2 separate regions of the Mus musculus genome follow, and region 2 is linked to region 1. Evidence: chromatin loops called from intact Hi-C (ENCODE). Cell type or tissue: left cerebral cortex. All regions are shown on one strand.

Region 1 (8,000 bases):
ACCTGTGATACTAATCCTTAGGAGACTGAGACAGAAGGCTCGCTGTGGTTTTGACAGCAATGGACTATGTAGTGATGTAGTGAGTTCAAACCCAGCCTGAGGTACATGAGGAGCCCCTGATCCAAAAATAAATACCTATTACACACATACATTAGGTGAAATACCTAACACACATACCCCTCACATCTGCACCTGCACACACACACACACACACACACGAGAGAGAGAGAGAAAGAGAGAGAGAGAGAGAGGTATACACATACACAGACACATATACCTCAAGCAGCTGCAGCTGCACACACACACAGAGGCATATCCACACACACATCTGTACCCACATACACAGGGAGGCATATACATATCTGTACCTGCACACACAGAGAGAGGCACACACACGAGCACACACATACATATATGCTCCCACAAATCTGCACCTGCAGACACACACACACACACACACACACACAGAGAGAGAGAGAAAGATAATAAACAAACAAACAAACAAACAAGACACTTGGCCAGACACAGGCCTTTTAGAAACTGCACAAAAGCTGACATCTGAAAGAGAAAAGGACTGTGGCTTCCAGTAAGGAATTTTGGATCCAAGTGTGGAGAAATCAGCTTCCAGCCCTGGACTTGAGATGCACCTTAGCCCTGAGATGCATTTCACAAGAGTCGAAGCTTGGAGGAGGTCACCTTCCTCCTTTTTATTACACATTGCCCAGAGGAGGCCTGGGAGACAGGGAAGGAAAGCAGGCGAGTATGAATTTCAATCAGCAGTCAGTCCAAGGAGCCTCTTGCCCTCCTGAGGGCCCCGTGAAGGTGCCTTTCATCCCGACTCCTTGGGCTGGCTGAGTGTGATCAGCCACAGCAAAGGCCTGCAGGTCTCCAGGTCTCCGGTTAAAACTGCACCCAGACTTGCTGCTTAGCCTTAGAGCACACCGGGCTTGGCAGCTGGCTCATGTTTTGTATTGTTGTCTTTGATTTCACCCTCCAGGACATCCCCCAACTCCTGTGATCAACCCGAGTCCCTAGAACAGTTTTATGTAACACCCACTCGGCCAGCCCCAGCGTCTCAGAGCCTTGATTCCAGCATCTTCCATAAATCTGGCAACATATCAAAACCTCTGTTTCATAACACACTCAAAATAGGATTTTCTACTAACATGACAAGCCCAGGGCTTCTTGTAGGGGGGGCGGGAGTTTTATGAATCATTAATAGTTAAACAGAGATGTGCCCCACCTGCCTGTCTCTGGAGGATCAGGATAAAGAGGAAGATAGGAAGACTGTGGTCTACAGTCTGCTGGTTAGTGAACAAGGGACCTTCTCCAAGAATTTGCCAAATAATCTCAAACACATTGAGCATCTTACTCATGCTTTAGAAACAGAAAAAGAAAAAAATTACCTTCCTGCTGCCTCCTCCCCATTCATGGGGAGTGCGGTTTCCTTTTATTTATTGCCAGACACTGACAGTTGCAGACTTAACCCCCGACTCTCCTTTGAGGAGAGCAGCTTCCTGTAAGAAACACCTTAGATCTGGGCCCCACCAACTGCATGATTGAACTGCACTTGGGCATAGCGGATGATGGAGAGAGAGCAGAGACAGAAGAGAGGCTGCAGCTACCCTTATAAGCCCTGTACCCGCCACATCCGGCCCTGGTTTAGATTATGACTGGGAAGGGTGTATCCTCCCAAATACCATTTGCAGCCTGTTTAGGAGCCCTTCTTGAAGTTTCTTCCTCCTGGATTCCATTGTATCACACTGTCTCTGCTGGTACAGCTGTGTCTCCCTTCCCTGTCCTGACAGACAGACAGACAGACAGATAGACACACACACACACACACACACACACACACACACACACACTGTTGGTGTCCTTGTGCAGATGACCCCCAGGGCGTCACTTCACAACAGTGGAAGCCTCTGTCACTCACAATGAAGTGGGGATCTCACAGAGTTTTGGTGCACTTGATGGAGGCAGGTGAGAGGTTTCAGGCTAACAAGGCTGACCTTGGGAAGAGCCATGGAACCTGTATCTGCAAGACACCTTGAGAAGACTGAGCTCCGTGGCTCCCTCTGCAGCCACACCTCTGCAGTCCCCCTCCTCCTCCCTGAGCCTCTGTCTGGGCCACAGGGATACCCAAGGACAGAGAGCCTTTCTTTCCTTGACAGAGATGGGAATGTTGACTGCTCTGCCCTTGCCTGTCCAGCCTTCAGTGACCCTGTATGACTTCTCATATGCAATTGTCTTTCAGCCTGGATCAACCAGAATGAATGTTTCACGAACCTCTTCCTTCTCGTTGTGACATATTAATCCCCAAATCACTGACCCCGGACTTTGCAGGATAATTGCCATTCGGTTACTTCAGCCTGTGCTAGCTGTTATGTCTCCAATCTCCAAGCTGTCTGCAACACCTTCCATATAGCTACATGCCATTTTAATTGACCGGCTGTTTACCCTACCGGCTGGGATATGGTTCAAATGATAAACAAAAGCCACTTCGATCATTCCATTCTTCTGTCCGGCCAGGCCTGGGAAGGAAACCCCAGGTCTTTTGCCTCGCATGACGGCCTCACTGAGGTTCTCCAAGGAACCCGCAGTGAGAGGGGCTCCCTGCCCTGCCCCCAGGCTGGGACTGAATAGCTTTCAGATCCATTTAGTAGCTGGACACCTGGTTGCTATGGAGACAGTTGTCATAAAAAACACACCGATCTGTAGAGAGATATAAAGCTGATCCCAGAGGTACACGATCAGACACATTATCTGGAGAAATGGCTGCTGCTTATCACACTGCTCTGTTGACACAGAGCCTTCGCCTTTCAAAGCCAACCCGGGTGACCTTCTCAGAACCAGGCCAGCACTATACCTCTGTAGTTACTGTTTCATAAGGGAAAAATCAAGGGCTGCGTTCAATTGCCAGATGGCCCCCTGCCTTCCCATCCTGGGCTGAGTCAGCCGGGGAGAGATCGTTCTTCCTGGCACAATTTGCTCTTTCCTGCCTGCCATTGATCCAATGGCTCAGCAGAGAGAGAGAGAGAGAGAGAGAGAGAGAGAGAGAGAGAGAGAGAGAGAGAGAAAGGAACAAATATACCCGCCCTAACCATGCTGCAGGTCAGGGGCTCCAGTGAGTGACAGATGCCAGGGGGCACACCTTGATGCCCTGCCTGGTGTGCAGGAGCAAGAGCTGAAGGGAACAGTGGATAAAAGAGCCTCGTTCACAATTTGAGGACAAGCATGGGGACATTGCTAAACCCTCGATCTCTCCTTGATGCAGATCCTCATCTCCCCCTGGGTCGGCCTCCCCTGCAGTGAGCTGTGCCCCTCCTCCTTGGTCCTGGACTTGCCCAGGGACCACACAGCCCTAGCAGAGTAAAGGGAAGGAGCCGACTCTTGTTGCAATGTCAAAGGACAGTGGCCTTCCTCTCAAACTTTGTCTGAATTGGGGGTTAGATGAATAATGATTTGGTGTTTAGATTTCTAGCTGTGCTATTATCGGCTGAGTGGGAAAATGGCTTAAAAACAAAACAACAACAAAACCACCGGCTATAGGAGTGGTCACATGACCAGCACAGCTAAGATCGGCTTCCTGGATGACTTCCAGCAAAAGCAACTCCAGACAAAACACACAAAGCTCGGCGACACTTGAGACCTCTGTGTTCTCTCTCTCTCTCTCTCTCTCTCTCTCTCTCTCTCTCTCTCTCTCTCGCTCTCGCTCTCGCTCTCTCTCTCGCTCTCTCTCTCTCAGATGCCTGAATTTCTGAAAAAAAAATGTGATATGATCTAGTCACTGACTTGATACCTGGTCATTAATAATCCCTTGGATTTCCCAACACATCTGCCTGTCTTCCTCCTCCCCCTCCATCTCCTCCTCCTCCTCCTCCTCTTCCTCCACCACCTCCTCCTAAACTGCAGGGTATGGATTTGCCAGCCAGTGCAGAGCCAGACCAGCAGGAAGAGGTGACAAGGGCTCACAGGCACTTAACAAGCACAGGGCTGCTGAGACCCAGCAAGAGCACAGGAGACTGGTCCCTGCCCTTCCTGAACTGACTGGGTGGCTGTGAAGAGTTCTGTTCTTAAGGCTGCATCTTCTTCGACATTTCCCACAAATAGGTGGGACACGGCTGTCTGGCTCTCTCATTTGCAGATTTTAAGTACCTCGGAAGACATTCCTCGCCACCCCTCTCACGCCTGCATTCCCTCGCTCCTGTCTTTCTTCCTCCTGGAATGGGATTTTCTTTTTTTCTTCTTCTTCTTTTTTAAAGTGTTTTGAGAGCTCAGATAAGGTAAAGCCCTTTGGCTTCCAGCTCCTTTTCTGTTCCCCACTGGTGTACTTTCCCTTGGTTCAAGCTCATGCCCTCCTCTGTTGCGTAAAGTATGTTTATAAAAACACACGCTCCTCCCTGGTTCCTTTGGCTGACATGACATCATCCTGTCTTTTTTCTCTCCGCCCTCATGTTTTTCCTGAAAATGTTCTCTTCTTGCTGGTATGTGTTCTCACCCCCACCCCCACCCCACCCACAAAGTTCAAGTTCAAAAAAGGGTTGCTCTTTTAATTTTCCCCTCCCTGGCTCGGCTGAAAGCACATAGAACCCTCTTTCCTTGATATTTCTTGTCCTGTTTTCTCAGACCCTGGAGTCTTGCCCTGCAATTACAGCCTCTTTCATGTTATCTTCCTCCCAAGGCAACAGCTCCTATCCTGGCAGAGGAGACAAAGGCAGGGAGGCCTTGACTCCACTTTCACGCCTTTTGTTGCAGAATGCAGGATTTCCTTATAGTTTGTTTGGGCTTTCCACCAAGCTCCTTTACCAGTCTCCGGTGCCAGATTCACAACCCTGAAGAATAAAGACCAAGTTCCTATGTGGCTGAAAACACACCATCAGGTCCAGGCCAGGTTGCTGTTGTGGGCCAATACTGGGTCCCATTAGACTGCTCTGTACTCTGTCGATAGTGTGCCAAGACAGAGGTTGGGAAAACAGGTCCAAACCAAAGGGTTTGCTGGGCCCCTTCCTTCCAGAAGGACTGTCTGGAGACCAGAGCAAGGTAGTGTCTCAAAGAGGAAAGACTTGTGATGCGGTGTAAAAATCCCCACCTTGTCTGTGTTTTAATAGCTATGTCTGATCATTTATTTCTTTGCATCAGATTCTTTGGCCTTAATTAAAAACTGCGGTGTGATTTTTTTTTAAGTTCGTTCAAAGAGAGATTTCATGTTCTTCTATTTGTACCCCACCTTTATTTTAACTTAGTGTCTCTGTGTGTATATCTCTCTGTGTGTCTGTGTGTATCTGTGTTTTTGTCTCTCTGTGTGTGACTGTGTGTCTGTGTGTGTATGTGTCTGTGTGTTTGTCTCTGTGTGTATCTATGACCGTGTCTCTGTGTGTGTGTGCCTGTGTGTCTCTGTGTGTGTGCCTGTGTCTTTCTATGTCTGTGTGTATCTTTGTGTTTGTCTTTCTGTGTATGTCTGTGACTGTGTGTGTGTTTGCCTCTATATGTGTCTGTGACTGTGTGTGTGCCTGTGTCTTTCTATGTCTGTGTGTATCTTTGTGTTTGTCTTTCTGTGTATGTCTGTGACTGTGTGTGTGTGTGTGTCTGTGTGTGTGTTTGCCTCTATATGTGTCTGTGACTGTGTGTGTGTCTCTGTGTGTGTCTGTGACTATGTGTGTGTCTATATGTGTATGTGTTTGCGTATGTGTATGCATATGTGTATGTGTGTGACTAATGCTGAAGTTCACCATTTCAGCTCAACTGGCTGACTAGCAAGCTCTAGGATTCTCCTGTCTCCTCCCCAGTGCTGGGGGCTCTGTACATGTATGTCAGAATTCAAAGTGAAGTTTTCATGCTTGAACACCATAGTAAACACTTAAACCAGTAAGCCATCTCCTAGGCTCTAAATGATATTTTTCTACCCCATCTTTAAATGGTATGTTCGGTGTGTTAGGGTATTCTTGCAAATGCCAACAGAAATCAAAGCATGGGATTTTTGTTTTGTTTGTTTTTCAAGACAGGGTTTGTTTTTGTGTAGCCCTGGCTGTCCTGGCTGACTTTGAACTCATAGAGACCCACCTAAGTGCTGGGATTAAAGGTGTGCACCAGTAATGCCTGGTCTATTTTTCATTTTATTTTTTAAGATATAATATAATTATATTATTTCCTCCTTCCCTTTTCTCCCCACAAACCCTCCCATATACTTCTCCTTGCATTCTTTCATATTTATGGCCTCTTTTTGCATTAATTATTATTGCATATATGATATATATAGTAAATTATGTTAACTATTATATTATGTATACATTATATATTATATATCATATCATGTCATCTATATGTATGTATGTATATATATACACACATATATGTGTGTGTGTCCTCAGTCTGTCTGTCATTTGTATGTATGTTTTAAGGCTGATCATTGGGTATTGGATAACCAACTGGTGTCTTCTTTCCTGGAGAAGACTTTCTCTCACTCTCAGCATTTTGCAGTTGCCTGTAGCTTGTGTAGTAGGAGTCTATCTGATCTCCACAGCAGAATCTTAAACAGGGCCTAAGGCATAAATCTACTTGCAGGACAACACTTTCCTCTTGGGCCATAGTCCTTGCTCCATTGCCCTGGAGGCCTGTGGATGCCATTGCTGCTGGGGAGGAGAGACACAGAGACCTCACATGCAGGGCAAGTGTGTAAGCATGGGGCAGGTTTGTCATAATGCCCCGGTCACGGAGCTCAGGGACGGGCTTTAGTAAAATGAGAAGTTTCCTCTCTTCAGCCATGCCAAACATAAATCCTTTTCCTTCAGCCCTTGTGACCTCCTGGTTTCTCTTTGATGTGATGCAGGCTAGCGATCTCCCACTGACATTGTTGCTGTGGTCCTCCAAGCCAAGGCCGGCTGCAGCTGGAGTGATAGGGTCTGATGACTAGAGGTGCAAGGGATTCTGGGTAAGAGGCACTTCTGAGAAGCTAGGATGCGTATTCAGACTCACTTTTTCATCTATTATTATTATTGTCATCGTTATTATTAATAATCATTAATTATTCACATTAGAGATGGAATTCTGGATAAGCAATCTGGTATTGGGTTACATCTCCTTCCATCTTTTTTACTGTTTATTTAGGGACAAGATCCCACTTAGTGGCCCAGGTTAGTCTTGAACTCACTCCTTGTTCCTAGCAAGTCTTGAAATCACAATCCTCTTACCTTGATCTCCCATGTAAGTGAGATTTCTTTCCTGTTCTGGGCTAACAGTCCTGGCCACATTAGCTCTTGTGCTCCCTTACTGGCGTCTGTATGTGAAGATCATGCTAGAGTTTGGGAATTGCGCTCTGACGTTGAGTGTTTACCTAGCAAACACATGGCCACGGATTTGGTCCCCATCACCAGAAAACAAGTCTTCAGACACTGCCCTTTAAGTCCCAGTCTCCTGAAAACACTCGGTCCTTTGCCTGAAATGACCTGTCAGCCTTGTCACTGATTAGCCTCAAGCACCTGTGGCCAGCTCTGGGTCCAAAGTAACCATCTAATGGAGACCTCCCAGGCCCGAATAAGATGGGTTTCACATCACTCTGTCAGGACTAGGGTGTCTGCTCAGCTTCATCTCCTCTGATGTACCAATCACACTGTCAGGGACCCTGCTGGACATCAGTGAAGATCGACGTCGAGGCTGTCCCACCTGCAATAGTTTATTTTGTATTCTGGTGCCTCTGCCAAGAGAGAAAGATCCCTGAGCACATGGAATTTTCTTGTTTATTTTTACACTCCTTACAGTGAATGTTTGTCTGTTACCTCAGATGCCCATGGGCAGAGGACAGGGGTCAGGTCACCTGCCCAGCACTTTCTGACAGGCACTCTTTTACCCTCCACGTACTTTCTTTGTGTTTGGCTTTCAAGACAGAGTTTTGGTGTATAGTCCTCATCATTGCTACACAGCCTAGGCTAGCCTTGAGCTCATGACAGTCTTCCTGCCTCAGCCTCTGGAATCCTAAATGACAGGTGAGCCCTGCCACCCCT
Region 2 (8,000 bases), 210 kb before region 1:
TGTCTTTTTTTTTTTTTTTTTTTTTTTTTTTTTGAAGCTTGAGGACCATTTTATTGCAGTTTTGAAAGAAAAACAGGGCAAGCTTGCTGGAAGTCTTGCCAGCTGCCGAGAGGATGGAGAAGCAGAATAGGAAGAAGGTACTCCTTATGGAGTCAGGGTCCAAAAAGAGCAATCAGGCTCAGAGGTGGGGTCTGCATAAAGCTGTGTGGGTGGTGATCTCCATCAAGCACAGACCACCCTGATGGTCTTCATTTTCTGATTAAAAGATAGAAAGGAGAGTGCAGGGCACAACACTGCTTATCTGTTAGAAATCATAAAAGCGGGCAAACCACCGGGAGAGACCTGGAAGGAGGGAGGGGACAATAATACACAGTGTTCTCACTTTCAGGACAGGTGTCCTGTCACCACCCAGAGCCAGAGACACCCTGTGTCCTGGAAGCTGAAGTCTGGGGTAGAGAGGTCACAGGTATATTCATTACTTTTTCTCATTGTTGTGTCCAAATATCTGGTAGAAGAAAGTGACAGAGGGCCAGGGGAATGTCTCTGTCTCACAACTTAAGGGAATATGTAGTTTGTCATAGTGGGAAAGGATTTGGCTCCATTCACTGGTGGCAGGAGCTCAGTGAGGTTGCTTGTTCTGTCTTGGTGGATCAGGAATCAGAAAGAGGCTGGAAGCAAATGCAGCCTTTAGGCATCTTGCCTTCTATCTCTGGCCCTTCACCTGTCAGCTAGACCACACATCCTAAAGGGTCTCCTACAGTAGTGCCGCCAGCTGGGACCAAGTATTCAAACTTATAAGCCCTGTGGGGATGTATCCATATCCAAACTATAAGAGAAAGCTTGTTTTTATTTTCTGAGAATTTTTAATTGAATTTATTATTATTATTATTTATTATTATTACTGGATGATTGTCACATGTTCAAGTGTGGGCATGTGTGCCGCTGCACACGGGTAGAGGTCAGGGGACAACTTGGGGGTTGACTGATTACACCATAGGTTCCATCAGTTGCTTTTGCCTGTCGGGACATCTTGGAGTTCTAGTAGGATTGATTTTTTTTCTGAGACCTATCTCCTTGGCTCCTGTGACTGTAGATGGTTGTCCCTCTTTGTGAATGTCTAATTCTCTACCTCCACTTTCTCTCTGTACTGGGGATGGAACCAAGAACCTAAAGCACATCCCTGTCTTGAATCTCTTCAAATAAGGGTCCCTACCACATTTACATAGACAGGAGACCTACCCTAATGACCTCATTTTAACTTAGTCATTGAGTTGAAGACCCCCCCCCCCCTCTAAACATAGACCCTCTCTGAGGTGCTGGGCGATGATCTCAGCACTGGGAATTCCGTAGAGCCACATTTCAGGATTTTGAAATGCTAAATGGGCCAAAGTCTAAAATGCTTGCACACAGCTCTTTCCCCAGAAACCATCGATCCGGAGTCTCTAGTGGTGGCCCCCGGGGACTTTTCCGGATTGGTGCCCACATCCACTGTCGAGATTCCACAGAGGTCAAGAGAACATCCCATGCTCATCGTACCATCCGACTTTCAGCACTGAGCAACTGAGGGACAGGGAGTCTGGTGTGAAGGATACTAGACACCCAGAGGCTGACAGTGACAGAGAGCCCACAGGTGGGAGCAGAGTGTGAGGAGGAGGAGGAGGGTATGTAAGAGGAGTTGGCAGGGTGTCTGGGGTCAGAGGCTGTTGTAAAAATAACCTGCATCTGGGACCAGGGTCAGCCTTCCAGATTTGATAGTGGCCTCCTGCCCTGGCCTCAGTCCCCAGGGCCATTTCATACTGTAAGGAGCTGCAACCGGAGCCCTGGGTGTTGGCAGCAGACATGCAGAGGCTGAGCAGGAAGATGGGACGCACAGACTAGGAACAAGGGCTCTTTCAGACCTGTGTTTACACATGTGCCTCCTAGTCTCAGGGAAGTGAAAACAAACTCCCCCAGCCGTCCCTGAGCTACCTTGCGTGACTAAGATGCTGACTTAGAGTGTCCATGTAACCATTCGGGTGGCTTCCAGTGATTTCAGACGACCAAGAAAAGACTTGTTTCCCAGGTTCTCATTATGTCAGGAGGGCTGTTACGCAAACCCCAGCACCTGTGGGGTCATAGGCCACAGGAACCTCCTGGAGGAAGGGGTGCTGACTCAGGAGCTTTTAGGACTTGGGTAGCAGCCAAGATGACCAATGATCCTGCTGTTCAGGGGAGGTAATTAGCCATTACCCAGGGTCTCAGTTGCTCCTGTCAGTCAGAGGCATTACGGGACACAACTTGGAGTTATTCCTGATCCTGCAGCCCGGGTGCAGAGTCTGCTCTCATGTGGAGGGTGATATTGGCTACCTTTTTACCGTTCTCCACTTTATGCCTCCGGACAGGGCTTCTCGGGGAACCTGGGTGCTTGCTGATTTAGTCAGGTTGCATAGGTAGCGAACCCCAGGGATCCTCCTGTCTCTATCGCAAGTACTTGGATTATAGATATAAACTGCCACATCTGGCTTCTGTGTGGGTGCTAGAGATCTCAACTTGGGTCCTTGTACTTGTGGAAGCAAGCACTTTACATACCGAGTGTCTCCCCAGCCCATAGATGCTTCTGATATTCAGCTCACACTGGCTCCTTTCAGTTTCTACCTGCTTCTACCACTGCACTGATATTTCCTGGCGCAGAAGAGGGCCCATCTTCCTGTGGCCTCTGCTCACTCACAGACATGGAATCACTGGACTGTACCCCCATGTCAGGTAGTGTGATCCCTGAAGGCTGCCTCCCTTCATTTTCTAGCTTACAAATCTCCTTCCTGTCTTTGTCATTGCTTTTCTCAGAAGAACCATTTGCCAGTTTTCTAGGTAGAGAGACAGGGAAACTGCTGTACCAGAGCTTATGTCCCAGGAGAGAGGTCTGCTATCAGATGGCAGCTGTTTCCCTCAGCCCTGGAAGTGTGCTTGCTGTGAGGCACTGGGACCAGCCCTTAACCTCTGAGTCCTGTTCATCCCAAAACCATCTCCCTGAGTTAGACAGTGTATGTCAAGGCTTTGCTCTGCTGTCTTGCCCACATTGTATGGCTTGGTGTATGGACTTGCTCGGAAATCGTCCTTCTGTAGGAACGTAGATAGACGTTGTTTATGTTTATAATGTGAGTTGATTTCCGGATGGAAAAAGAGATGCGTGCTTTCATCCTGTTTATCATTATTATTATTATTATTATTATTAATGATTTTTTATCTTGTATGCCTATGTGCACGTGTGTGCATGCCATGTAGGGGCCAAGAGGACAATGTTGATGTTATTCTTCAAGTGCTATCCATCTCAATTATTTATTTATTTATTTGGTTTTTCGAGACAGGTTTTCTCTGTGTAGCCCTGGCTGTCCTGGAACTCACTCTGTAGGCCAGGCTGACCACCTTGATCTTTTAAAATTTCAATCTTAAAAAAAAAACAACCAAAAACCTTATTTATTGATTGATTTATTGATTTATTTTATTTTGCCTGTCTGCATTTCTGCGTACTATACTTGTGCCTGACAGAGGCCAGAAGAGGGCACCAGATGCCCTGGAAATGGATCTATAAATGGTTTTGAGCTGTTCTGTAGGTGCTGGGAATAGAAACTGTCCTCTGGAAGAACAGTGCTCTTCATTTAGTTGAACCTTCTCTCTAGGCCCTAGTTTTTAAACTTACCAGAACTTTAAATTCTATTCTTTGATAATTCATATGTGTATACAATGTATCTTTATCAATGTATATCCAACCCAAAGTCTCTCCCCACTCACTGGATCCTACGAATACTTCCTCATTTCCTCTCCTTTTTGGGTGTGGGATTTTTTTAAGGTAGTATTTATCCTTAGAGCCTGGGAATGATCAGGCTAGGTTGTGCAGACAGCTGTACAGACTCTTCTGCCCCTACCTCCCCAGTGCTGGTATAACCAGGATATGCTACCACCCAGGGCTTTTGTTTATGTGTGTTCTTGGGTGTCTAACTCAAGTCCCCATGCTTGCAAGGACAGCACTTTGGATGCCCACCCACCTCCCCAGCCCCTTCTCTGTGACTTTAAGCAACTTTGACTGCACAGCTGTCTTGCGTGTCCCACCCTCCCCCCACCCACATTTTGGAGGTGCATCCAGCTGGCTCCTCTGAACCTGTTCTTTTCATTCTTATCCTTTGCTTCTTTTCCCTGGGCATTCTGGGCTCACTGTCTAGACTGGGGATTCACCGTGGCTTTTCTCACTGTGTGCACCACCCCCTACTCCCACCCCACTCTGCTGGATTCTCACAGCTTCTCCTCGACCAGCACTCCGGCTCCGCAGCAGTGGCTTTATCCCCCCTCAGTGTCTGAGGAAACTGATTCATCGCCTGAGGTTCTGTCTGAGAACTGCTTTCAGACAGCCAGAATCACATTTGAGCCTGTGGGTGGGATCTGGGTTTGGGTCTGGACTTTCTTTTGCTTTGATTAGCTTGGTTTGGCCTCCCTCTGGGATGTGGGTTTGCCTCTATGTTTCTTTTTCTTTCTTTTCTTCTCTCTCTCTCTCTCTCTCTCTCTCTCTCTCTCTCTCTCTCGTATAATTTCATGCCCAGTCTCAGGGTTGATCCAAGAGAAATTCTTGTTGTCAGTGACCCGTAGAACCTCTAGAGTTGGACTATCAGTCCTTAGGAGCTTGTCACCCTCTGTGTCTAGCCAGCTCAGGCCAAAGGTGTGAGTCTGTAGATTAAAGTCATATGATTCCTGTCCCAAGTGGGTATTAGTTAACGGTCTTAGTGGCATTTTTAGGGGTTTTGATGGTGGGAGGAGAAAAATTTCTTTCTGTATAGGAAAACAACTACTCAGTTTGGTCTGGAATTCATTTTCTTTGCCCAATTATTTTCAATCAAGCAGCATTGTGAGGAGGAAGCTACTGTGAACTTGTTTAATAACTCAACATTTGTGCCTTTGTGTTTTTCAATATTCAGAAATATACATTTGTTCCTTTTAAGAGTCCTGACAAGAGCTATGGGGATTTAACAGGAACCAGGCTGCAAGACAGGGGTGGGCCATCCATCACGGTAGAAGGGTCGCTGACAGGTTTAGAAACTGTCTTGGCTACTTTTCCCGTTGCTGTGGCAAAACACCTGACAAGACCAACTGGCAGGGCTATTTTGAAGGTGCAGTTCTTCGTGGTGGGCAGGACACAGTGTGACGAAGGGAGCTCTTCACTCGGCACCCACAGTCTGGAGTCAGAGAGAGAATACTGTGGCTCAGCTTTCCGTCTCCTTCCTGTTTTTATTCATCTGGGGTCCTGTCCCATGGGATGGTGACCACCCCTCATTCAGGGTGGGTCTTCCCTTCTGAGTGAAGCCTCTCTGGAAATGCCCTCAAAGGCACACTCAGAAGCAATTCAAAACTCCCATCAATTTGGCAATAGAGAGTAGCCATTATCATACCCACTAAAGACTCCATGTCCACCCCAGCAACTGAGAACCCCGAGACCCCTACAGGGAAGCGGGAGGCTGTGAGTGCATGACATTCACAGACCAGCAGTGTGCCATGAAGGAGGTAAGCAATACTGTATCAGGCAGGACATGCAAGAACACCACAACCCTGGGAATATGTCCCTGGTGATTTACAGGACATACCCTCAAAGCTCTGCTTCTTCTCTCACTAATAGATGAGGTCTCTGTCCCTCCTTCTCATGCATGGGAGATGACTTTGACCAGTAAGTAAGGGGACTGTGACATTATGTGATATCTGAAACAGGGGGCCTCATGAGGCTATATGGCTTCTGTTTTGAGTTTTGTGTCCTATGCTTCTGGTCTCTGTCACTAGGGAAGTTTGACCACTGTGTGGTGGCCGTGCTGGGAGGAAGCTGAGCCACATGGAGAAGACACGTGAGGCCTCTGGTCAGCAGGCTGGGTCTCTGAGTCAGCTGAGTCCTGGCTCCAGATGCCTGAGAGGTCAGGCATCTAGTTGACTCCAAACCTCAGCTATGGAGTTACCCCAGCTTTTGAGACTTCCCGGCTGAGGCCCAGATATGTGACAGATATCAGCCCTCCTTGCTATGTCCCGTCTGAATTCTTCATGTGTGTGTGTGTGTATATGCATGTACATGTACATATGTTTGGGGGCGTATGTGGAGGTTAGAGGTCAACCTCATGTGTCAGTTTTCAGCCATCCACCTTGTGTTTTGAGATAGGGTCTCTCACTGTCCCAGAACCCATCAAGTAGGCCAGTCTGGGCTGGCCCGTCTCCCAGGGATCCACCTGTTTCTGCCTCCCCGGATCTTTTCTAATTATAAATTTCTAGCCCAGATCTGTCCTACAAACATCGTTGCATATGCAGGCGGCTTCGTACTTTCCTCTGAAATCTAAAAATTTTTACCAGAAACCATTCCAGCGTGTTTATTTTTACTTTCTGCCTGCACTTTCGTACATTTGTGACATTTCTCCAGAAAGGTTTTCCTGAGTGGCTTGATTTTAACTTTGTTCTGCTCTTTGCTTCAGTTTTCAGTTTCGGGGGAGGGGGGACTCTTGGCTCCCATCTGCCCATCATTTGTTTTTGGCCCTTTCTCCCCGATCCCCTTCAGTTCTCTTACTTCCTGCCATTTGCGGTGTTGCGTTCCCATTTATCCTCGCTGCTGATCTTAAGTCTGGATCTTCTGGATTTGCTCTGTTTTTAAAACCCAGTCCTTATTTCTGGATGGCTTCATCCTTTTACTCTTAATACTGTCTTGAATTCTCTACATCGGCTTCTGAGTTTTCCTAACGACCATTTATGATCTCTCCCTTGCCCCTCATCGGAGTCTCACTCAGGAAAACCAAACTTGCCACCACTGAACTACACCCGGAGCTCCCCAGCCCGCCCTTAGATCTGTTTGTTTCTGTCTGTTTTAAGACAGGGTTATACTATATAGCCCTGGCTGTCCTGGAACTAGTTCTGCAGACCAGGCTGGCCTTGAGGTCTCATAGATCCACCTGCCTCTGTCTCCCAAGCGCTGACCAGCCCTTGGAGTTGTGAAGTCGTGCCTTGTTAGGTAGTCAGGCTGTGTTTAGACTTGGCATTCTTCTGCTTCTGATTGGCAAGTGCTGAGACTACAAGTGTGCACCACCTTGCCTGACCTCATGTTTAAAGGTTTAAAATGTAAGAGACCTTTCTTTTAATTATTTACATTTATTCCTTTGTTTGGATGTGCAAGTGCGCCTGCCATGTTGTATGTGGAGGTCAGAGAATTATTTGGGGGAATTGGTTCTCTCCTTTCACCATGTGGTTGCTGGGGATTGAACTCAGGTCATAAGGGTTTGATGCCAAACACCTCTACAGCCCTCTTATCTGCCCCTGCCTGCTATTTATGGAGTGGGTATCTATGAAGTTTTTTTTTTTTTGCTATTCCCCATGACATATATTCTTTATTTCCTTATTGGAGATGATATATATTGCTATAGGTGCCATCCCAGAATATTCTCCAGTCTATATTCAACATGTTAGCTAACATGGTACTTTAAAAGACTTGCATCAGACCCTGTGATGCTGCTCATAAATCTCAATGGCTCTATAGTCCTAGGCAACACACATTTCCTCACATAGGTTTATAAAGGGCTCTGTGTTTCTGCCACATTTCTCCCTACCCTCGATGTCCCTCATAGTTCATTTTAATCTATGTGCCCCCTTGCTTATCATGTCTCAGCTTATGGGCCTCCACATGCTCCTGGGGTACTCCAGGAGAGGCTCTACCACCTACGCACTCACAGCTGCTGTCCCCAGGACCTTCTTGGAACACCTCATCCCCTGTGGTCTTCTGCACCCCGACTTTTCCTGTTTCTTTTTTCTCTCTTGGCTTTTATATCTTATATTCTAATTCCTTACTTTGCGAATGCGAGTCAGAGAGTAAACTTCGGGAAGTATCTGAAAACAAATCCTTCCGGCTCTGTCAAGGGGAAAGGCAGTGGGTTAGAGAAAGAGCAGAGAAGATGGTTAGAGAGAGACACTGTGGAGAGTGTGCTGCAGCCCTGGTAAAGGGCAGGATTTGCGACGAC

Evidence for each region. A loop is a pair of places that touch in the nucleus more often than their neighbours do. Peaks named below come from ENCODE experiments on the same cell type or tissue, not always from the same donor. Only the 100,000 strongest peaks of a DNase experiment are listed, where the experiment ranks them.
Region 2: a loop joins it to region 1, with 2.0 times the contacts of the local background. A loop is called at or near these places in 3 of 42 quality-filtered maps.

Annotation. Positions count from the first base shown.
Region 1 is chr8:126,656,533-126,664,532 of GRCm38, reverse strand. No RefSeq gene overlaps it. Among named protein-coding and RNA genes, the nearest start is that of Gm31546, 64 kb to the right of the region's middle. In left cerebral cortex, a CTCF peak has its summit at 6,624; DNase peaks (open chromatin) are centred at 3,459, 4,016, 4,477, 4,848 and 5 more places; H3K27ac peaks cover 3,043 bases.
Region 2 is chr8:126,870,614-126,878,613 of GRCm38, reverse strand. The region is part of intron 1 of Gm31718 (a long non-coding RNA gene); the gene reads left to right. Among named protein-coding and RNA genes, the nearest start is that of A630001O12Rik, 26 kb to the right of the region's middle. In left cerebral cortex, a CTCF peak has its summit at 3,541 (motif pointing right); DNase peaks (open chromatin) are centred at 4,303, 5,203, 5,872, 6,291 and 2 more places; H3K27ac peaks cover 1,710 bases.